2 separate regions of the Homo sapiens genome follow, and region 2 is linked to region 1. A link is a loop called in an ENCODE intact Hi-C map of the cell type or tissue named here. Cell type or tissue: heart left ventricle. All regions are shown on one strand. Each heading gives the region's core, and the rest is flanking DNA. Links, peaks and the distances in the headings are about the cores only.

Evidence for each region. Peaks named below come from ENCODE experiments on the same cell type or tissue, not always from the same donor. Only the 100,000 strongest peaks of a DNase experiment are listed, where the experiment ranks them.
Region 2: a loop joins it to region 1, with 3 times the contacts of the local background. A loop is called at or near these places in 1 of 110 quality-filtered maps.

The regions. Positions count from the first base shown.
Region 1 is chr9:84,134,408-84,146,687 of GRCh38, forward strand. No RefSeq gene overlaps it. Among named protein-coding and RNA genes, the nearest start is that of SLC28A3-AS1, 140 kb to the right of the region's middle. In heart left ventricle, for the core only: no CTCF peak of the experiment used is centred there; DNase peaks (open chromatin) are centred at 6,244 and 6,564; H3K4me3 peaks cover 865 bases; H3K27me3 peaks cover 3,572 bases.
Region 2 is chr9:84,198,702-84,210,981 of GRCh38, forward strand. No RefSeq gene overlaps it. Among named protein-coding and RNA genes, the nearest start is that of SLC28A3-AS1, 73 kb to the right of the region's middle. RefSeq lists a silencer at 7,513-7,807. In heart left ventricle, for the core only: no CTCF peak of the experiment used is centred there; no DNase peak of the experiment used is centred there.

The sequences.
Region 1 (12,280 bases), core at 2,883-10,882:
CATGCCAGGATGTTATATTTGTATCACCATATCCAAAGAGATGATACGATCAGCTGTTAACCTAATCAAACAGCCAGCCCTATCCATGGAAACCTAACCAGGTGTGTTAACTGTAAAGAAGGATTTGTGGTAGGAACATCACACATCCCTTTTGCCAAGGACCTTTTGGTTTATGCTTGTGGTCCTGGTATAATTGTTAACAGCACTCACTCTCTTCCACTCTCGCAAGTGTCCTGGCTTGGGGTATGCATTCCTTCTGGTGGTTAATATTGAGTGTCAACTTGATTGGATTGAAGGATGCGAAGTATTGTTCCTGGGTGTGTCTATGAGGGTGTTGCCAAAGGAGATTAACGTTTGAGTCAGTGGATTGGGAGAGGCAGACCTACCCTCAGTCTGGGTGGGCACCATCTAATCAGCTGCCAGTGTGGCCAGAATAAAAGCAGGCAAAAAAATGTGGAAAGAGCAGACTGGTTTAGTCTTCTGGCCTCCATCTTTCTCCCGTGCTGGATGCTTCCTGCCCTCGAACATCGAACTCCAAGTTCTTCAGTTTTGGGACTCATACTGGCTTTCCTTGCTCCTCAGCTTGCAGATGGCCTATTGTGGGACTTCACCTTGTGATCGTGTGAGTCAATACTCCTTAATAAACTCCCCTTCATATATACATCTATCCTATTAGTTCTGTCCCTCTAGAGAACACTGACTAATACATTCCTACAAGCACTTTACTATCAAACAGGGGTCCTTCATCAGATTTCATTATGATCCTACCCATGTAGTCCTTCATTATTAACATTAATGTTTTACTGTCAATAAATACAGTTGTCAGTTATTAATTGCCTATAATGCCAAGCCTAGGGCTACAGGCTTTATGTCCTTTTTTTTTTTTTTGAGACACAGTCTCGCTCTGTCACCAGGCTGGATTGCAGTAGTGCGATCTTGGCTCACTGCAACCTCTGCCTCCCGGGTTCAAGCGATTCTCCTGCCTCAGCCTCCCGAGTAGCTGGGACTATAGGCACGCACCACCACACCCAACTAATTTTTTTGTATTTTTAGTAGAAATGGGGTTTAACCATGTTTGCCAGGATGGTCTTGATCTCTTGACCTCTTGATCTGCCCGCCTCGGCCTCCCAAAGTGCTGGGATTATAGGCGTGAGCCACGGCGCCCAGCCTTATGTGCATTTTTGATCTCATATAATTCTCACAACAGTCCTCTGAGTAAGGACAATTTTTATGGCCATTTTATAGACCTACTCAGAACGTAGTTCCCAGGTATGGCACCCAGGAATCTACTTTTGAAAGCTCCCAAATGATTCCAATGCATCTATCCATGGAACCATTGCATTGGTTGATATGGGAGAGGTGAAGATGAGATACAGATCTGTATCTAAGCACATCTCAAGATATGATACAGACATCCTGGCCACTTGGGGCTTAGAGCTCGTATGGCTATAAGTACACAAATGCCCAACAAGCATGTAAACTACTAGGATGTCAACTCTCAAAGTCCACCACTGGTGTCTGGGTGTTGTGCGGTTTGCATGGAGATGGAAGGCAGAAATGTCTGCTCTTTGGGTTGGAGAGAACTTTGGATATTAACTTCTTGGTTTGATATTTAAAACTTCTGTTGTGTCGATAGCCCCTCCAGAATAACTGTGGAAAAAGAAAAATATTTTAAAATATTCAAACCCAAATCGTCTTTGATTTAGACTTTTTCAGGTGGAGCAAAGCTTTCACATATCCTTGGGAGGAAAGAATTCAAAAACTGGATGTAAATAGAGCTGCGTTTATTGAGATAGGAGAGAGCGGATGCAGTGAATGAAATGTGTGTGCAGATAGTAATGAAGTATTTACCTATAGGAGTGTGCTGTTTGTATGTGCTCTTCCACAATTTACTTGGTACTTGAAAAATGTTGTCATGGCAACAGTATAACAAACAAGGTGGAATTGCGTACAGATGAATCACAACTTTATATGCCAGACAAAGAAGCGAATGTTCTATTAGGGCTGGGCTTATTAAGCTTAAAAGTTACAGCAAACATTTTCACGAGGTTTTCTTATTGTTTCTCATTTTAAAAAATGAGGGAGGTGCATAGACGGTAGAAGGTGTGGGATTATATTTACAGGATTTCCATAATATTACCATGGCAGAACACAGGTCGGCTGCATCAGCTTCACCTGCTGGTGTCCCAGCCTGTTTGACAGGATGGAGCTTGAGATGGTGTCTGTTCCAAGAACATATAGTTGAGGAGTTTACACACACGGGCACACGGGCACATACACACGGGTACACGTGTACACACACACACAGATGAACATGGCAAGAAGCTGTCATCTTATCTGGTGGAGAGAGCCAGGTATATAAAGCACTCCACCCAGGGGTGTGAGGCAGAGAGGGCTATGACCACACACGTGGTTCCAAGGACACTACGGTTGTACTTCCTGAAGGACAGGAACCCTTGAGGGAGCAAATTTGAGTGTCTTTTTTGATGCTTCGGGAATCTTTGAGTTCAATGAAGAGAGACACCATGGGTGGGCCACATAATCATGCAGACTCATTGGTTTGGGTTATGATTATATACAATTCTTTGCTCCAAAGTGGTCCATGTCCTGGAGCTGGAGGATGATTGTTTTGCGAGCACTTTTTGGATACAATCCCCTTCCTTGATACAGAGCTGCAAGCACTGATTGGCTGCTCTTGGCTATGAGTCTTACCTCACTGATTCTTGGACTTGAGACTGTATCTGTATCACCTGGAGAGGTTTGTTAAAACACATCTTTCTGGGACTCACTCCTAGAGTTTTAAAATTTGCATTTCTACCAAGAGTCTGGGTGAAGCTGTTGGTCTGTGGATGACACTTGGAGAGCTGCTGCTTTAGATGGAAACTCACCTGATAGAAAGGATGGGAATATTAGTCTTACAGTTTTCTTTCCCTTCCCACTAAGTGGCTAGGCAGAAATTCAGGGACCTCTCCAGTGGAGAAGGCTGGGACTTAATTGTTTGAAGTCAATTTGATAATAATAATAATAAAAAGAGATTAAGAAAATGACTGTCTTTCTTCAGATCCCAGGCAGTGCAGGAGGGACTGTTTTCTGGATTTTTCTGTGATTGAGAAATGTTAAGAATGGAGATGTAATAATGTGCTTCTCAGAGAATTAGTCCTCCACTAGCAACACTGGCATCACAGGAAGCTTATTCAAAATGCAAAATTTCGTACCCTACCCTCGATCTGAATCAGAATTACATTTAATAAGCTCCCCAGGTGATTCATACACATGTTAAAGTTGGAGAAGCACTGCTGTAAGAGACAGGCTGCCAATCTGGCAGTCAAGATACTTGAGTTTAGCCAGGTGTGGTGGTGCGTGCCTGTAGTCTCAGCTACTCGGGAGGCTCAGTTGGGAGGATTGCTTGAGCTTAGGAATTTGAGGCTGCAGTGAGCCCTGAGTGTACATGAGAATAGCCATTGCACTCCAGCCTGCCAGCATAGCCAGATCTATCTCTTTAAAAAAGAACATACCTGAGTTTTAGCCCAGGTCCTGCCTTTACCCAACTGTATAGCCCTTACTGGGCTTCGGGGGATGGGCTGGGGTGAGTTAGTGACCTACAAGTTTCTTGCTAGCTTTGGGGTGCTGCAATTCTGAATCATACCTTGGCAGGTCCTGACTTGCTCTGCCATTTCAGAAGGCTTCTGAAAAGTGTGGGCCCAAAGGTCTCTGAGGTCCTTGAGTTCCTTCCCTCTGCTGCCCCCACTTTACCCCACTGCAAGCTGGTGTGAACTCTTGCAGGAGGACAGCGCTATCTTGTGCCAAGGACATGACATCATTCCATGTACCTAAACTCAAAGGAGCCCAGTGTATAATCACTTACTATGGATGAAAGCTTGAGCAATCTGGGGAAAGTACATCCAGTCTAATAGCACTGTCTAATAACAAAGCCCTTGTCCTGAGTAGCCTTTAGGAAAGCAGCTGGGTCAGTCTCTGAGCCTTGACTACCCCCTTAGTAAGACACATAATTGCAATACTGTCATGCACCACATAACAACATTTTAGTCACTGATAGACTACATATATGATGTTCCCATAAGATTATAATATAGTCCCATAAGATTATAACACCATGTGTTTACTGTACCTTTTCTATGTTTAGATACACAAATACTTACCATTGTGTTACAGTTGCCTCCAGTATGCAGTACAGTCCCATGCTGTACAGATTTGTAGCCTAGGAGAAATAGGCTGTACCATCTAGCCTACGTGTGTAGTTGGCTATAAAATTAGGTTTGGAAAAGTGCACTCTATGATGTTGGCACATGACAAAATTCCGTAACAATGCATTTCTTAGAATGCATGCCTTTCATTAAGCGATGCATGACTGTGCTAACTTTTCATGCAGAAACAGCCTCCAAACTAGTAAAAGGCTGTCTTTAGGGTGTTTGAAGTATTTGTGTTTTTGCTGTATCGAAGCATTAAAATAGAACCATATGCATTTTCAGATTTGGAACATGAATTAATTAATATAAAATGGGCAGGAAAGATGTCTGGTGACTCAAATTAAGAAGAACCTCATATGGAAATGTTCAATCTGCTCTATAGGATAAACTATTTTTAAAGACTTCAGACACGTCAGTTTTCATATAAAGCATATTTTCTTAAGGTCAGCTCTGTGGATGGTGCACTTGCCCTAGTTCAGTGCTCACAGGATTGCATTTTGTATTCCTTAAGTAGTCCATCATCCTGACTTTTTATTAATTTAAGCTCATTTTCTCCCAAATCTGCCCAAATGAATTAAACATTGTGTGTGTGTGACCATGAGATATTCTTTCTTGCTGCTGGAGGAATTTGATTATTGGATGAATTTCTTTTGGCTGTTGTTGAGAGAAACTTGTGGCCCCTTTTGATTTGGTCGAATGTTGGCAAAAGGTGATTTGGACAAACGACATGATAATGCAAGGCCTAACACTTTCACTTCCCTTATGAGTGGTCTCTTTCCCGTTCTTTTGTCCCCTGGCACTTTGGTTTCGTTTCTATTGTCTAAAGGTCTTTGCTTGCAATTTCTTGACTTGCATTCATTGCCAGGCAGGCGTGAGGTACACTGGAGCAATTTTCTGGGAGAAATGCCAGCTTGGAATGGAGGCAGAGCCTTGATGTTTGTTGAGGGAAGAAAGGCTGCAAAAACAATAAAGCTGGGTTTTCTATGAACTGGCTCAGGGTCAGAGGGTAAAGGAAAACATATCCTTGGTAGAAATCCTTATACCCTGGAGCCTCAGTGGTTTGTCTACAAAGCCATCTGTTGAGATGGGAGTAGGAATTATGAGACGGGAGCCAGCTCTACAGCCCGAATCCTTACCGCGTTGTTTTGATTCTGTCGGGGGAGCAGCTACTTCTGTTAAAAGAATGTCAGATTCTAAGTGTGTTGGAAAGGGGATTTTTGTTGCCTTCTCTTTTTATGTAAGCATGGTGTGTATGTCTTTCTTTTAAAGGAAACTAGAGTAGTCTTGCATAAAAGCTTGGAGGGTTTGCAAAATCTATGGCAGCTTTGCTTGGAATAGCACGACTCTGGAAACAACTCAAATACACATCAATATGGAATTGCTTACATAAATTATGATACATCCATACTGGGAAATACATAGCCTTAAAAAAGCATTGAATAATCAAAACCCAATGCAAGCCATCCCTTTCTATATTGAGAGGGTATAATCTCCACAATACAAACTTGAGGGTAAAAATACAAGGTAAGACACACAAGATGTTAAGAACATTCAGCGTGTGTGTGGTGCAAGCATTTGGAAGTGGGGGCAGAATGTGTGTGATTACTTGAATACATGTGTATACACATGTGTATAGGCATAGAAATATCTAGAAGGGTGACAAAGAGCCTGGTAGCGCTGGTTTCCTCCATGGGAAAGCTAGGCTTGGGACCTTGAGAGACGGAATTTCCAGGGATACCTTTCTGGTTCTCTTTGAAACTTTTTTACTTTGTGAGTCAAACAGCCAACCAACAACCAAATTCAGAGGTAAGCAAATACTTAAGCACCAGGGGAGGAATGATGGGCAGCATGGTTGCGGGGTGCATCCGGGGGTCTGGAGAGGGGGTGCGCCCCAGCCGGCTGCAGCCCCGGTCGATTTTATGGCTGCAAAGGAGCCGCAGACACCTGCCGTCTCCACGCCCTCCACGCCGGTCCGCCCCCAGCACTCTGCACCCTACACCTGGCTCCCCAGGCAAAGCGGCCCCGCCAGGACGGGCACGGCTTCGCGTCCTCGCTCAAGTCCCCGATGATGGCCGCGTCCCGGCAGGCACGGTGCGAATTGACTGGGGTTTGGGGGAAACGAAAGCCCCGAAGGGGCCTTCTCTGCCAAATGTCTTCTTCCGTCGGCTCGATGGCAGCCCCCAAGCCTTTCATTTTCAATGTATGAAAACACTGGGGTGGATTTAGCTTTTCCTTTGGGAAACAAACAAACAAAAAAGAACACAAAGAGCGTGTGTGCGGGTCTTCTTTCAAAATAGTGGGGCATTTGAAACCCGCGCTGCAGCTGCGGGCGCTGCTTCAATCGCAAGCGTTTTGTTTTCTGAAAGCGCTTTAAAAGATGCTGAAGAGGAAGAGAGCGAGCGCCCTGCGCATTTTCGGAAACGGAAGATTTTGAAAACCTGTATTTATCCGCCCTTCGCAAAAAATCAGCTTCTCTAGGGCGAGCCTTTCCAACCTTTTCCGTCAGGGCACACAGAAAATGACCTGATTTCAAGAGCATTTGGGGTAAAACTGGAGGGGATTTCAGAGCGTCTCTGTGAGGTTTATTTAAAAATTAAATGCAGTTTTTAATGTTATAGAATTATAAGAAAATATGTATGAAGTATTAGAAGAAATTGTATGTGTTTTAAACTTCCAAATAAAATCTGCTCAAAATTTTAAATGAGAAAATTGAGCTTGTTTCCACGAATGTAACTTTTATTATGGAAAAATTTCAAACAGATACAAATAAAGAGAATGGCATAATGACCAGCTCGCCTCTTGCGCATAGCCAGGACCCAGATTAAACGGCTATCCACATTTGCCTTTCAGATTTCATCTACCTCATCCTCCTTTTTTTTTTTTCCTAGAATATTTAAAAGCACATCCCAGGAATCACTTCATTTCATCTGAAAACACTAAAATGCAAATCTCTAACAGATAGGACTTTAAAAATAACCAAAATACCATTCTCAGTTCCAATAAATTAAAAATAATTTCTCAGTATTATCTGGCATCCAGTTCATGTTCAATTTTTTTCATTTGCCTCAATAAAATGTCTTTTACTGTTGATCCGTTTGGGTCAATTCAAGATCAAAACAAAGTTTTCGATCGATTGGTATGTCTTTCAAATCTTCTTGAATCTATAACATGAATATAACTTTTTAAATGTATACTAATTTATATATTATACTGTGCCTGTTTTTAAAAATAGCTTTATTGAGATGTAATTCACATACTCTTGCAGGCTGAAAAATGATCCCTCCACTCCCTAAGATATCAGATTCCAATCCCTGGAACCTGTGACTATTACCTTATATGGAAATAGGGTTTTTACAGCATAATAAAGTTAAGAATCTTGAGATGGGAATATTATCCTGTATTACAAGAGTAAGCCCTAAGTGCAGTCACCTGTGTCCTTCAAGAGGGAGATTTGATACACACTGAAGGCTTTGTGAAGACGGAGCTGAGAGATTGGAAGATGCTGTCTGATTGGAATGACACAGCTATAAGCCTGGAATTGACAGCAGACACCAGAAGGTGGAAGAGGCGGGAGGGGCCCTGCCAGCACCTTGATGCTGCCGTGGGGCTTCTGGCCTCCAGAACTGTGAGAGAATAAATTTTTGTTGTTTTAAGCAATCACGTTTGTGGTAAATTGTTGCAGTAGCCACAGAAAACGAATACCCCCACCATACAACTCACTCATTTAAAGTATACAATTTAATGATTTTTGTTTGTTTGTTTGCTTTTGAGATAGAGTCTTACTCTGCGGCCCAGGCTGGAGTGCAGTAGCGTGATCTCGGCTCACTGCAAATTCTGCTACCCAGGTTCAAGCGATTCTCCTGCCTCAGTCTCCTGAATTTAATGGTTTTTAGTATATTCACAGTTATGTGTCCATCACCACAGTCAATTTTAGAACACTTTATCACCCCGGAAAGAAAAATTGTATCTATTGGCAATCACTCACATTCCCTCCATCCCCCAGCCCTGGGCAACTACTAGTCTCCTTTCTGTTTCTTCAGATTTGCCTATTCTGGACATTTTACATAAACGGAATAATACAATACATGGTCTCTTGTGTCTGGCTTCTTAGTGTAATGTTGTCAAGGTTCATCCATGTTGTAGCATGTATCTGTACCTCATTCATTTTTATTGCTGAATAAGAACATAGCTGTAATATTAATTTATAATCTTAAAATATCTGTGAGGAAATCCTGATGAAGATTTTTTTTTATGGCAATCTTTTCAAGGTGTCAGTAGTCACTATTTATACTTTGCACAAGCCAGGGATTTAAAATGTTTAATTTATTTAAATCTAATGGTTTAATGTTTAAACCATTCTAAAATTTACAATTAAAATTTTATTTAAGGAATCTAACAGCTCATTCTTTGCTTTCATTGACAAATATGTTACTGGAATTTCTTGTGGTAGTGTGAATGGATTTCAAGTCTGATAGAAATTTTTCATAGCAAGTTTTTCAAGATAATGATGAAGCTCTGTTAGTGCTCAGGCACCATGAAGAAGAGGGCACGGGAGCCAAAAATGGGTAGAAGTATAGGCAATGTGAAGACAAAGCCTGGGGCCATACCTGACGGGTGTGCCAGTAGCCTCAGCTTAGCCTTCCCAGACCTGCCGCCTATTCCCCAGCGGCTGCAGCAGCCCCTGCCCCTGGGGACAGAGGTGTGCTGTAAGGGGCTGCTGAGCCAGGTGAGAGGGCATCTCTTTGGTTTCTCACATCCTATTACAATGGGACAAGAAGTCTGCGTGTCTCTGTGTCATTCATTGTACTTCCCCCACCAGGGCCCACTTCCCTGGGGCTGCCCTTTGAGAAACACTAGACTAGGTGCCCCAAGTTGGAGGTGGCCAGCAGCACCCTGTGACACGGTCGTGGCTCCCACTGTGGCACACTCATTGTAAAGCTCTGCTCTAGGTTGGCCACAAGCATTTGGGGCCTGTGTGTGTGGGAAATGGCAGGAGGGCACAGAGAGTTAATTTCATATGGCTACTTTCTATGGACCAGTGACTGCTGTGGGCCTATTTCCCTCCTTTCTGAACATTGGTGTCTGTTGTGGTTATCTTTCCTTGCAGCAACATTGTAAGTTGGGAGTTTGGGAAGCAGATAACTTGTCATGTAGATCATAGTTCTAATGAGCAAAACTGTACTCAAGGAGTTGCACCTGAGCAGTTCTGCCTTCATTGGGGCTCAGGCGATGAGGTCATGGACTTTGAGTTGATGCTATAATGAGATGAGATTTTGGAGATCTTTGAAGGGGGTTAGTGTATTTGACTTTTGGCAGGGATGCAAATTATTGTGGCTAGATGGCAGAATGTCTGAAAAGTAGTTACCATCAATTCCTTCCCTCTCTGTGTATTCATGCCATCCCTCCATTAGGAGACAGATTCGTTTCCTCTCTGCCCCCTTGAATCTGGGCTGCTCTATGAATGCTTTGACCAATACAGTACAGCGGAAGTGATGCTCTAAAATTTATGTAAGAATTCAACAACTTAGAATATCCAAAACAATCTTGTAAAAGAAAAAATAAGTTAGAGGACTTGTCCAAGTGCAGTGGCTCATGCCTGTAATCCCAACACTTTGGGAGGCTGAGGTGGGCAGACAGCTTGAGCCCAGGAGTTTGAGACCAGCCTGGGCAAAATAGTGAGACCCTATCTCTACAGAAAATTAAAAAAAAAAATTAGCCAGGTGTGGTGGCATATGCCTTTAGTCCCAGCTACTCAGGAGGCTGAGGTGGGAAGATTGCTTGAGCCCAGGTGTTCGAGGCTTCAATGAGGCAAGATTGCACCACTGCAGTCCAGCGTGGGTGAAAAAATGAGACCCTGTCTCAAAAAAAAAAAAAGTTAGAAGTCTCACATTACCAGATTTCAAAGTATTCTCTAACTTTGTAATTAAGTGTGATATTGGTGTAAGAATACACATATGAATCAATGTAACAGAATAGAGTTTAGAAATAGACCCATGCGTATGTGGCTAATTGAGCTTTACAAAGGTGCCAAGGTAATTCAGTAGAGAAAGAATAATCTTCTCACAAATGATGTTGGAACAACAGGATAAATATATGAAAATATGAATATTAATCCCTATCTCATACCACACACAAAAATTAGTTCAAGATGGATCAGAGACTAAGTGGAAAAACTACAACTATGAAGTTTTCATGAAATAAAAATAAAGTCTTCTCAAACTTGGGTAGGTAAACATTTCTTGGAGAAGACACAGAAATCACCAAACATAAAAAAAATTGATGTATTGGACATCGTGAAAATTTTACAAATTCTGCTTATCAAAAGTACCATTAAGAAAATGAAAGGCAAGCCACATATGGTGGATGTGGGGGTGGAGACATATCTGAGAAAGGACATTTATCCACATATATTAAAAATTTCTACAAATCCGTAACAAAATAAAAACCATGTAATAAAAAAAATAGGCAAAAGACATGAACAGACACTCTGTAAACAAACTAATAAGAATGGCCACTAAGCATATGAAAGGTGTTCAACGTTATCAGTCATCAGGAAATGCAAATTAAAAATCACAGTGAGTGACCACATTTTAAAAGTAGCTAAAATTAGTCAGACAACACAAACGTTGGCAAATATGTGGAGCAACTGGAATTCTCATAATTTGCAGGTGGGAACAGGGTGTGTTATTAATGACTTTGGAAAGCCTTTTGTCTGCCTGTTTAAAAAAGTTATACATACACCTACCTATGAGCCAGCAACTCTACTCCTAGATATTTACCCAAGAGAAATAAAATAATACATCTATAGCAAGACTATATAAGAAATTTGTATAAGAAATTTATGGCAGGAAAGGCTGGGTGCTCACGCCTGTAATCCCAGCACTTTGGGAGGCTGAGGCAGGTGGATCACCTGACGTCAGGAGTTTGAGACCAGAATGACCAACATGGTGAAACCTCGTCTCTGCTAAAAATACAAAAATTAGCCTAGCGTGGTAGTGGGCACCTGTAATCCCAGCTACATGGGAGGCTGAGGTAGGAGAATTGCTTGAACCTGGGAACAGAGGTTGCAGTGTGCTGAGACTACACCATTGCACTGCAGCCTGGGCAACAAGAGCGAAACTCTGTCTCAAAAGAAAAACAAAGAATATTTATGGCAGCTTTATGAATAATTGCCAAAATCTGAAGACAACCTGCATAACTGTCAATAAGAGAATGAATTAACAAATTGTGGTTTAGTTTTATAATGGAATATGGCTCAGCAACAAAAAGAGCAAATTACTGATATATATAACAACATGGATAGGTCTCAAGCACATTATACTGAAGGAGGAAGCTAGGAACAAAGGGCACATCCTGCATGATTCCACTTTATAAAGTTAACGTAGAGGCAACACTAAGCTACGATGATAAAAGTCACAACAGTGGGTGCCCTGAGAGTGGGGCAGGGAATGACTGGGAAGCAGATGCAGGAACTTTCTGGGGTAATCAAAACAGCACACTGTACTCCTTGAATATATATAATTTTTATTTGTTAAGCAAGCCTCAATAAAACTGGAAAAAAGATAACTTTCTGGGGTAATGCAAATTTTTTTTTATCTTGATGGTGGATTGCACAGGTGTGTACATTTAGCAAAACGCATTCAATTATCAATTTAAGATACGTGCATTTTCCTCAATATACATTTTGCCTCAATTAAAAAAGTTGCAACTATAGAGAAGCTACATGGATGAGTGTTTCCTAGGTCTCATCATTCAGGCCTTAGTTCAAATGTCACTTCCTCAGAAAAACCTGCCCTGACCAGCTATGATTGTCCTTGCTGCTTAGGCTGTATCACAGAACCCACTTTTATTTTCATCATAGTGCTTATCTGTATCCAAAAGCATAATTTAAAAGCCAATTAAGCAATTATTTGATTAATTGCCCCATCACCTCTGACTACAGTGTAACTTCTGTGAACACAGGAGCTATGTCTATTTTGTTCACTGCTCTATCTCCAATACCTGACACCAAGGATTTGCTCAATAAACATTTGTTGCTATTGAATGAATAATGGATACAAGGGCAGACAAAT
Region 2 (12,280 bases), core at 2,435-10,434, 64 kb after region 1:
GAAATTCACCTGCATGGCTCAGTTACCTCCCACCAGGCCCCACCTCCAACATTAGGGATTACGATTTGACATGAGATTTGGTAGGAACACAGATCCAAACCATGTAATTCCACCCCAGCTCCTCCCAAATCTCATATCCTTCTCACGTTGCAAAATACGATCATGCCTTCCCAACGGTCCCTCAAAGTCTTAATTAATTCCAGCATTGACTAACTCAAAAGTCTGAAGTCTCAACTGAGACAAGGCTAGTCCCTTCCACCTATGAGCCTGTAAAATAAAGAACAAGTTAGTTATTTCCAAGATACAATGGGGGCACAAGCATTGGGTAAACATTCCCATTCCGAAAGGGAGAAATTGGCCAAAAGAAAAGGGCTACAGGCCCCACGTAAGTCTGAAACCCAGCAGAGCAGCCATTAAATCTTAAAGCTCCAAAATGATCTCCTTTGACTCCATGTCCCACAACCAGGGCACACTGGTGGAAGGGGGTGGGCTCCCAAGGCTTTGGGCAGCTCTGCCTCTGTGGCTTTACAGGACTCAGCCCCTGTGCCTGGTCTCATAGGCTGGCATTAAGTGCCTGCAGCTTTTCCAGGTGCAGGGTGCAAGCTGTTGGTGAATCTATCGTTCTGGGTTCTGGAGGACAGTGGCCCAGTGGGGACTCTGTATGGGGGCTCCAATCCCACATTTCCCCTCTGCACTGCCCTAATAGAGGTTCTCCATGAGGGATACACCTCTTTAGAAGTCTTTTTTTTTTTTTTTTTTGAGACGGAGTCTCGCCCTGTTGCCCAGGCTGGAGTGCAGTGGCGCGGTCTCGGATCACTGCAAGCTCCGCCTCCCGGGTTCGTGCCATTCTCCTGCCTCAGCCTCCAGAGTAGCTGGGACTACAGGCGCCAACCACCGCACCTGGCTAATTTTTTTTTTGTATTTTTAGTAGAGATGGGGTTTCACCGTGTTAGCTAGGATGGTCTCGATCTCCTCACCTCGTGATCCGCCCACCTTGGCCTCCCAAAGTGCTGGGATTACAGGCGTGAGCCACCGTGCCTGGCCTTTGGCAGGCTTTTGCCTGGACATCTAGGCTTTTCCATACATCCTCTGAAATCTAGGTGGAGGCTCCCAAGCCTCAACTCTTGCATTCTGTGCACTTGCAATGAAACAACACACTTCTAAATAACACATACATCAAAGAAGAAATCTCAAGAGAAATTAAAAAATAATTTGAACTAAATAAGAGTAAAAATAGAATAACTGAATAAATCAAAATTTGTGAAATGCAGAGAAAGCAGTGCTTAGCAGGAAATTTATAGCATTGAATGCATATATTAGAAAAAAGATCTAAAATCAATAATCTATCTTCCGTATTAGGAAACTAAAAAAAGAAGTACAAATTAATCCCAAAGTAAGCAGAAGAAATAAAAATTACAGCAGGAATCCATGGAGTTAAAAACAGGAAATCAATAGAGAAAAGAAATCAAAAGCTGGTTCTTTGAAAAGATCAATAAAATTGATGTCTCTAGCCAGGTTAATTAAGAAAAAAAGAGAAAAGATAATGGCCAGGCATGGTGATGCAAGCCTTTAATCCCAGCTATTTTGGAGGCTGAGGTGGGAGGATCACCTGAGCTCAGGAGTTTGAGTTTGAGGCCAGCCTGAACAGCATGCAAGACGCTGTCTCTAAAACAGAGGGGGTGGGGGGAAGAGACAGAGAGAGAGAGCAAGAGAGAGGGAGAGAAGACAGAAATTACTCATATCAGAAATGAAAGAAAGGACATCACTACAAATCCTATGAGTATCAAAAGGATAATAAAGGTATATTATGAACAACTCTATGCCTACAAATTTGACAACCTAGATGAAATGGATAAATTCCTTGAAAGACATATGTGCTAAAACTCACACAAGAAGAAACAGACAATCTGAATAGGCCTATATCTATTAAAAATATTGGATCAATAGTTAAAAACTTCCCAAAACAGAAAACACCAGGACAAGATGGATTCACTGGGGAATTCTACCAAATATTTAAGTAAGAAATCATACCAATTCTATACAATCCTTTTCAGAAGATAAAACCCCAGAAAAAAACTTCCTAATTCATTCTGTGAGGGTAGCATTACTCTAATATCAAAACAAGACAAAGACGTTACGAGAAAGCTACGAAACAATATATCTCATAAATACAGATGGAAAAATCTTTGACAAAATGTTAGCAAATCCTCAGATGCTCAAGACCCTTATATAAAATGGTGTAATATTTACATATAACCTACACACTTCCTCTTGTATATTTAAAATAATCTCTAGATTACTTATAATACCTAATACAATGAAAATGCTATGCAAATAGTTATTATACTGTAGTGCTTTTTAAATTTGTATTATTTTTTATTTTGTACTTTTTTAAAAAAAATTATTTTTGATCTGCTTGTTTGATTTTTTGTTCTGTTGTTTGAAATCACAGATGGAAACCTGAGGATATAGAGGGCTGACTGTATGTGAGCACTCCCCAAAATGAAATACTAAGATATGAATTTAACAAAATATGTACAATAAAATAATAACTGAATAAATGAAGAGATCTTTCATGTTCATGGATAGGAAGGCTCAATATCATCAAGATGTTGATTCTTTAAAATTTGATCTATAGATTCAGCACAATCCCAGTCAAAATCCTGGGAAGCTGTATTGTGGTTATAGACAATGATTGGAAAGTTTGTACAGAGAGGCAAAAGACTCAGAATAGTCAATTCTATATTGAAGGAGAAGAAACAAAGTTGGAAGACTGACACTACCTGACTTCAAGACTAACTATAAAGCTACAGTAATCAAGACAGTGTGGTATTGACAAATAGATCAATGGAACAGAATAGACAGCCCAGAAAAAGACCCATACAAATACGGTCAACTGATCTTTGATGTAGGAGCAAAGGCAGTACAATAGAAGAAAGATAGTCTTTTCAACAAACAGTGCTGGAGAAACTAGACATCCAAGTGCAAAAAAAAAAAAAAAAGAATTTAGACATAGACTTATACCTTTCATAGAAATTAACTCAAAATGGATCATCAACCTAAATGTAAAATGCGTAACAATAAAACTTCTAGAAGATAACACATGAGAAAACCTAGATGGCCTTGAGTATAGTGATAACTTTTTAAATAGAGTGCCATAAGCATGATTCATAAAAGAAATAATTGGCCAGGCATGGTGGCTCATGCTTGTAATCCCAGCACTTTGGGAGGCTGAGGTGGGTGGATCACGTGAGGTCAGGAGTTCAAGACCTGACCAACATGATGAACCCCTGTCTCTACTAAAAATACAAAAAATTAGCTGGGCATGGTGGTGCACACCTGTAATCCTAGCTACTTGGGAGGCTGAGGCAGGAGAATCGCTTGAACCTGGGAGGCAAAGGTTGCAGTGAGCTGAGATTGCACCACTGCACTCTCGCCTGGGCAACAAGAGTGAAACTCCGTCTCCAAAAAAAAAAAAAAAAAAAAAAAAAGAAAGAAAAAGAAATAAGTGGTAAACTGGACTTCATTGAAATTAAAAACTTCTACAAAAGACACAGTCAAGAGAATGGGAAGACAAGTCACAGACAGGAAGAAAATATTTGCAAAAGATATATTCGATAAATGACTGTTATCCAAATACACTAAGAACTCTTAAAACCCCACAATAATAAAATGAACAAACTAATTAAAAAATAGGCAGGAGACCTGAGCAGGCACCTCACCAAAGAAGATATACAGAGGGTAAATAAGCATATGATAAGATGCTCAACATCATATGTCATTACAAAATTGCAAATTAAAACAAAAGTGAAATACCATGGTACACCTATTAGAATGGTGAAAATAAAAAACACTGATAACACCAAATGCTGGTGAAGATGTAGAGCAACAGAAACTCTCATTCACTGCTGATGGGAATGCAAAATGGTACAGTCATTTTAGAAGAGAGTTTGGCAGTTTCTTACAAAACTGAACATAGTCTTATTATAAGATCCAGTAATCATGCCCCTTGGTATTTACCCAAATGAGCTGAAAACTTATGCCCACACAAAAACTTGCACACAAGTGTTTATAGCAGTTTTATTCATAATTGCCAAAACTTGGAAGCAATCAAGATGGCCTTCAGTAGTGAATGAATAAATAAACTGTGGTATATACAGACCATGCAGTATTATTCAGTGCTAAAAAGAAATGAGCTATCAGGCCGGGCGCGGTGGCTCACACCTGTAATCCCAGCACTTTGGGAGGCCAAGGAGGGTGGATCACGAGGTCAGGAGTTCAAGACCAGCCTGGCCAAGATGGTGAAACCCCATCTCTACTAAAAATACAAAAAAATTAGCTGGGAGTGGTGGTGGGCACCTGTAATCTCAGCTACTCGGGAGGCTGAGGCAGAGAATTGCTTGAACCCGGGAGGTGGAGGTTGCAGTGAGCCGAGATCACACACTCCAGCCTGGGCAACAGAGCGAGACTTTATCTCAAAAAAAAAAAAAAAAAAAAGAGCTATCAAGTCATGAAAATACATGGAGGAAACTTAAGTGCACATTACTAAGTGAAAGCAGACAATCTGAATATACTACATACTATATGATTCCAAACATATGACATTTTACAAAAGGCAAAATCATGGAGACAGTAAAATAATGAGTGGTTGCCAGGGACTGGGGGGAGAGTGGGATGAGTAAACGTAGCACAGAGGATTTTTAGGGCAATGAGATGATTCTGCATGGTGATATAATAGTAGATACATGCTACTATACAATTTGTCTCCACCCACAGAATGCTTAGCACCAAGACCTGATGTAAACTAGGGACTTTGGGTGATAATGATGTATCCATGCAGCTTTATCAATTGTAGCAAATGTTCCACTGTGGATCAGGATGTTAACAGTGGGAGAGGTTGTGCATGTGTGGGCTAAGGGGTATATGGGAACTCTCTGTACTTTCCATTCAATTTTGCTGTGAACCCAAAACTGTTCTAAAAAATAGTCCATTAACAAAAAAAAAAAAAAGAATGTACATTCTTTATCTGTAATTGCTCCTAATTTGTAGCAATTCAGGGAAAACAGCTAGGGAAAGCAGGTTATCAACACAATGCACAAAATAGGCGTTGAGAACCTCAAAAATGATATCATTTGTTAATGCAGAACCCGGACTGGTCCCAGGTCTTCATCAGGATGGGTTGATGATTTTGATTTGGGGGTAGGTTCAAAGTTTGGAGAGCACAGAGGACATGCAAAAGTAATTCCATGTGCTTCTCAGATTATGGATTTGGTGTGTAAGAAAGGTTTTATTTTTAAATTTTTCTTAATTCTCTCAAGTTTTTCTTCTGGTGGAAAACTCAATGTTGGTCATTATTAGAGCTTTTTATTTTCACCTCCGGTTTAAAAAGGTCCTGGGGTCTTACTCACTGCCAAGCATTGGAGGGTGAGCCTCTTGTCATCCAGGTACCTCTCCCATGCCTACCATCTTAGCTTACATGGTACCTCCAGGCTTGGCAGCCCTGCTGTTTCTTCAAGGCTCAGGAATTTATGGTGAGGCAGGGATCCTACCTACTCACTAGCTGGACAGCTATGTTTTTCAGCTAGTTAATAGAACTGTCTATACACAAGGAGGAAAAGGAAGTGAGAACAAGAATGAAAGAAAGGGAAAGAGAGAAGAGAATAGAGAAGAGAAGAGAGAGAAGAGAAGAGAAGAGAAGAGAGGAAGGAGTGCCCAATGAGGTGCAAATGTCCATGAGAGAACACTGGGGTTAAGTCAGGTGAACAGGCAGTAAAAATCCAAAGCTCCCCTGTGTTGGACAGATGTCTGGTCCTTAAGGTACCTTTCTTAGCTGGGTGGTCTAACAACACCTTTCAAAAATGTGCCTGCCCCCCCACCAAAAAATAGGGGAAAAAACATGCTTCCCCAGAAAGACAAATACCACATGTTCTGACTCATATGTGGGAGCTAAAAAAGTGGATCTCATGAAGACAGAGAGTAGAATAATGGTTGCCAGAGGCTTGGAAGGGTAATGAGGAGGAGGGCATGAAGAGAAGTTGATTAATGGGTGAAAATATACAGTTTGATTGAAGAAATAAAACCTAGTGTTCAATAAATCAGTAGGGTAACTATAGTTTACAATAAGCCATTTTACCTTTCAAGATAGCTAGAAGAGAATAATTCAACTATTTCCAGCATAAAGACAAATGTTTAAAGTGATGGTTATCCCAACTACACTGACTTGATCAAACTTACAAATTATATAAATGTATTAAATTATCACATGTACCTTGAAGCTATGTATATTTATTATGTATCAATAAGAAATTGTTTCCGAAAAAGTGCCCCCCAATTGTTTTTATGGGAACTTTCCTCTTCTTTGGGACCAGCCCCTGAGAGTTAATATAGATCAAGTTGGAATACATTTGTTTTGTTTATATTTTAAGCTTATAAGTGAGAAAGGCCATTTCTTTCTCTCTCTCTCTAAGAGGTAGATATGAGCTGAACATAACAGCCGTACAATTTTAAGCTTCCAGGATGAAATTTTCCTTCTCCAAGGGATGAGGTTTTTAGTGCTGAACCCCTGTTAGCCTCAATAGGGAAGGCACCGGGATCAAGATGCCAAAGAAGAGACCGAGAGTCAGCAAAGGAGATGGAGTTTTATTAGGGGCTTCCATACAGGGGAGAGAGTCCAGTGGCCGTGGGCTGAATGGGATAACTGCTTTATGTGCAGAAACAGTCCAGTGGCAGTGGGCTGGACAAGATATCTGCCTTACATACAGTCCAGTGGCATTGGGCTGGGCAGGAAAACCATAACCACTTGCAAATAACATGCAGTTTATGTAGAATTTTCACTGACCACCCTCTCCCTAACAACCTCCCCTTTATAACCTTCACTTAAGCCAAAATTCAGGGTCTCAGTTCTCTGTAAGACCTGTGTCCCACGGGTGGGCTAGGGGCTCAGTTGCTCCTCATAGATAAGGAACGACTCTCCTGGTTGGCTGTTCCCCGATCCCATAGTTTGGAATGCACCTTCAGGTATACCTTCCATGCAGAGTCAGTCCAAGGGTATGCTTAAGCTATTGCTGCCAGGTGCGTTTACCCTACAGGTTTAAATTTACCTTTCAAGCAGTCTGCGCTATTATTTGGGAACACCATCACAGTGAATGTTTAATCAGGAAGCAAGAACCCCTGCTTTGTCCTTGTGGAAGATGTGAACATTAGGAACTTACCCAAAGGCCTGGGCCTAGGGTTCCTGAAGTTCAGTCCTTGAAGTCCCGCCTTGGGGGGTCTGCTGGACAATAGTAATGGGTGGGTGTTCTAATGAGTCTCTCTGTGGATGTGGTTGGTGCTTTTTAGCTTGGTAGTGGCAGGAAGCATTGCTTTTCTTTGTAAGAATTCCAATCTCTGTGCTTCTTGCTTGTTCTTGGGAGGTGAGTGTGTGTGGCGTGTGTGTGGTGTGTGTGGGGTGGTGTGTGGGGGGGGTTGTGTGTGTGTAGGGTGTGTGTGAGTTGTGTGTGTGTGGTGTGTGTGTGGTGTATGTGTGGGGTTGTGTGTGTAGGGTGTGTGTGAGGTGTGTGTGTGTGGTGTGTGTGTGGTGTGGTGTGTGTGTGTGGTGTGTGTGGGGTGGTGTATGTGGTGTGTGTGTGGGGTTGTGGTGTGTGTATGTAGGATATGTGTGAGTTGTGTGTGGGGTGTGTGTGGGGTGTGTGTGGGGTTGTGTGTGTGGGGGGTGGTTGGGGGGGTGTGTGGGGGGTTGTAGGGTGTGTGTGAATTGTGTGTGTGGTGTGTGTGTGTGCGGTGTGTGTGTGGGGTGGTGTGTGTGGAGGGTGTGTGTGGGGTGGTGTGTGTGTGGTGTGTGTGGGGTGGTGTGTGTGTGTGGGGTTGTGGTGTGTGTGTAGGATGTGTGTGGTGTGTGTATATGATGTGTGCGAGTGTGTGTGTCTGGTGTGTGTGTGTGAATATTAAGCTGCTGCTCATGACAGGCAGGAGCTGAGACAGCTGTAAGGTGGGTCGCGCTGGAGAAGAGGGTGAGAAGCACTGCATTCCGTCACACTGGGTTTGGTCACACCAAAACCTGGATCTCACAGCAATGTTACAGAAGACTGAATAGGATTCCTGGAAATAATGTCCAGTTGAAGGACGTTGCCATTGTCAATCAGCTTTGTAAAACAGCAGGACCTGGGACCAGAAAAGGGTTCAGGAGGCAAGTCTCAGGCTGGAATAGGGTGAGGGGGGGCGGGGAGTTCGCCTGTCTTGCGCTCTTGTGGAGGTTGAGGTCCAGATGCTGAATAGAACAGTATTGAGTTCGCCTCTAGTGGGAATGGTAAGCTAGGACTATCTATTTGATGTGTGTAGAGGATCAGGCAAAGAGGAGGCAAGCAAGGGAAACTGCCTGTGAACCATAGAGAATCGATCTGCTATCCAGCTGTTTCTCTCTTTTGTTGTAACTCCCTTAAATTAACTCCAAACTCCAACCCCCCATAAGACCCCTTTTAAACCTTACGGCTTGGTTTCTGCATTCAATGATGGGAAGTCAGAGGAGTCCATTTTGGGGAGCAGAATGGTACAGCAGAAAACAGCAGCTGGAAAGAGGAAGATCCAGGGACCCCCCGGGAGCCACCACCGGCAGCCAGAGCCTCCCCAGTAGCTGAGGCTGCAGTGAGCCATGAAAACAGCATCCTGACAAGCGAAATGATTCCTTGGGATTCCCAGAAATGCTGGTGAAGAGGAAGCTGGTAGAAGAACTGGACTTCCTCAGGCCGAGTCAGTGGGAACCCGAGGCACCATCACTTTTTAATCACAAAGAAATGTGACTTTATTATGACACTTAAAACTAATGAAGCCTGGACATCTGGGCTGTATAATGTAAGGAACTGAGGCTTGGTTACTGTGTGGTTCATTGCTGCTCATTATGCTGTCAGACGAATGGGAATGAGGCCACACTCGGCTTGAAAATTGCCAGTAAACTCTGATGGAGAGGAACATTCTGCTTTCATTCTGTAAAATTAGAGACACAATGTAACACTCGCCGTCTAATTAGCTACAAAACATTGACATCAGTGTTCATGCTCTGCATATCAATACATGTTGCTCCGTTTGTGCATTTACACCATCTTCCTGATTACCAAATACCTTAGCAAATGGGACAGCAGATGTTTCCTCTCACAACTTCAACGTGGCATCTGCTCAAATCATTTGTCTCCTCCATCCCATTCAATTGCTAAGCCCCTATATTTTTCCTGACATCTGGGGGCTGGCTCTTTGCCTGTTCAACTAAGTTGGGTAACATTGAGTGCTTTCCTGCACTAAGTTGGTATTTAAGGGGAAGAGCTGAAAAATCACGTCTGCAGGCTTTCTAATCTGGTAAATGTTAATTTTACCCATACCTACCTCGGAATGATTTTCTCTGGGTCATGGAAATCTTTTATTTTTTATTTACTTATTTCTATTTGCTAGTTTAATAATGAACAGATATTATTGATATAATAACAATTTTTAAAAATGTAAGACTGATCATTCAGGAAATTTTAGTCAGATGCTACTTTCTAAGTCTTCCATTTCATTATTTTTTGTTTGTTTTTATTTGATACATAATACTTGTACATGTTTATGGTATACAGGGTGATGTTTCAATACATGTATACACTATGCAATGATCCAATCATGGTATTTAGTATATCCGTCACCTCAAACATTTATCATTTCTTTGTGGTGAGAGCATTCAGAATCCTCTCTTCTAGTTACTTTGAATCCATTAGGAATTCCATTCATAACAAGGTGGAGAGAGATGGGTGGATGGTATGGTAGTTTATCTCCAAGATGAATACTGTTAAGTTCTTTCTTTCCCTACAAGCCATTCTTCACTGAGAGGTGGAACTTATTCCACCACCTTAATGAATCTAGGCTGGCCCGTGACTTGCTCTTGACCAATAGAATATGGTGGAACTGACATAGTTTAACCTCCAAATCATAAGAAGCCTTGCAGCTTCTGTTGGGTCTCCTGGAATATTCCCTCTTGGGGAAATGCACGGACCACCTACTACCAGTCCAACTACTTTGAGACCACCATACTGCATAGGAAACCCAGCCTAGCCATGTGGAGAGGATGCTTGAGGATAGATGCTCAAGCAGCCCCCAGCTTTTCCAGCCTATACATGAGACATGAGAGTGGAGAAACCTTCTGATATGGTTTGGATATTTGCCTCCTCAAAATCTCATGTTGAAATGTGATCCCAATGTTGAATGTGGGAGATGTTGGGTCATGGGGGTGGATCCCTCATGAATGGCTATGAATATTATATATAATATATAATTATGTAATATATATAATATATATTATATACTCTATTTTATATATACTATATATAAATACTCCAATCTATTTTTTATACATATAAAAATATATATATATAAAATATATATATATACAATAGATTGGAGAAATCAAGGTAGGCTTCAAGTTCACAAGGGGCTGTTAGTGTAATGTTGTTTGAAGAAATACTGAAAGCTACCCAAAAGCATCTCCTTCTACCAGCCTGAAGTCCCCATTAATCCTTTTTCATCTCAACTTACCTAGGAAGAGCAGTACATAAATCTCCTGGGAACCTGGCAAGGCCTGGACTAGTCTGTCTGGGAGATCAGCTTGCTGAACCCTAAAGGGGAGTCCTGAAAGAGTGGATCAGAGACAGCTTTTTGAGGTCACTAAGAAAGGTCCAGGCACATGTGAAATGCCAATGTGAAGGAATCTGGGTAGCATGAGGCTGGGGCCTAGGACAACTCTGAAGACAAACTTCTCTCCCCTCCTAATTCTGCACAGAACTAGTCTTACATGAAGCTATTGTCAATTATTTTGGGTGCATCTTCTATATCCTAAGCACAATGGTCAGTACTTTACATAGATTATGATCTCTTTAACCCTCCCATGACCCTATATGTCAGACAGTTTTGACAGTGAAAGGGACACTGTTAATAATTATTCTTTTAATTATTCTAATCATTATAAAAATATTCTATATGCCAGGACCGTCCTAGGCCCACCTGGGCATATGATCACCCCTACCTGTGAACAAGTGTAGTTCCTTCCCTGATAGTACACCTGAGTAAACTGAGGCTTAGGATGTGAAGCCACTTGCTGAAGGTCACACAGCTGGTAAGTGGTGGAGGAGGATTTGATCCAAATAGTCTGGCTCCTGAGTCTATACTCTCTGCCACTACAGCTAACTATTGACATAGCTATTGTTTAATGCAAAAGTCAGTCTGGCAAGCTGAATTTGGCTCATAGATTCTGTTTTGGTTGACATTCATTATTTTTTTAGAAATTGAGCTTAGGCCAGGTGTGGTGGCTTATGCCTGTAAACCCAGCACTTTGAGAGGCTGAGACGGGTGGATCACGAGGTCAGGAGATTGAGACCATGCTGGCCAATATGGTGAAACCCCGTCTCTACTAAAAATACAAAAATTAGCTGGGCGTAGTCCCAGCTACTCAGGAGGCTGAGGCAGGAGAATCGCTTGAACCCAGGAGGCAGAGGTTGCAGTGAGCAGATATCATGCCACTGCACTCCAGCCTGGGTGATAGAGTGAGATTCCATCTTGAAACAAAAAAAAATGAGCTTAAATGCCTTTGGGTTGAGGCCTATCTGTTTCAGTTCACCTTATAATTTCCCTTGGCCCACTTGTCTTTTTTTCATAAGTGTAATCCCTGGAGGCATTTGATTTGGTAGCTCCTAAAGTAATACATTTCTAGCATCCTATGGTATCCCATTCTTTCTGCTTTCTGCCCACAGCCTTCTTTCATCCATTGACCTCTCCAGTCTCTTGTGTATGATACCATCAATCTCATATCCCCGTTTTCTCCACTCCTCTCTGACCTTCGTGGAAAAGCCTGCATATGGGTGAGCTTCTCACTTCTGTCCCAGTGTACCTATATATACAAAAGTCTCCAAGTGTAGCTGGTTATAATTTCCATTTCATGTGGTCACTCTAAAACCACTGAGTTTACAACATCCAGTAATCACTTGGAAATACCCCTCTTAATTGATAACAGTAGGTAGTGACTATTCAAAATAACTATAAACATTGCTGAGCATTTACTTAATATTTAAAAATCAGGATGAGAAATCCTTAAGCAGATAGCACATTTTTTTTCTCTTTTTCTTTTTTTGAGATGGAGTCTTGCTCTGTTGCCCAGGATGGAGTGCAGTGGCGTGATCTTGGCTCACTGCAACCTCTGCCTCCCAGGTTCAAGTGATTCTCCCGCCTCAGCCTCCTGAGTAGCTGGGATTACAGGTGCCCACAACCA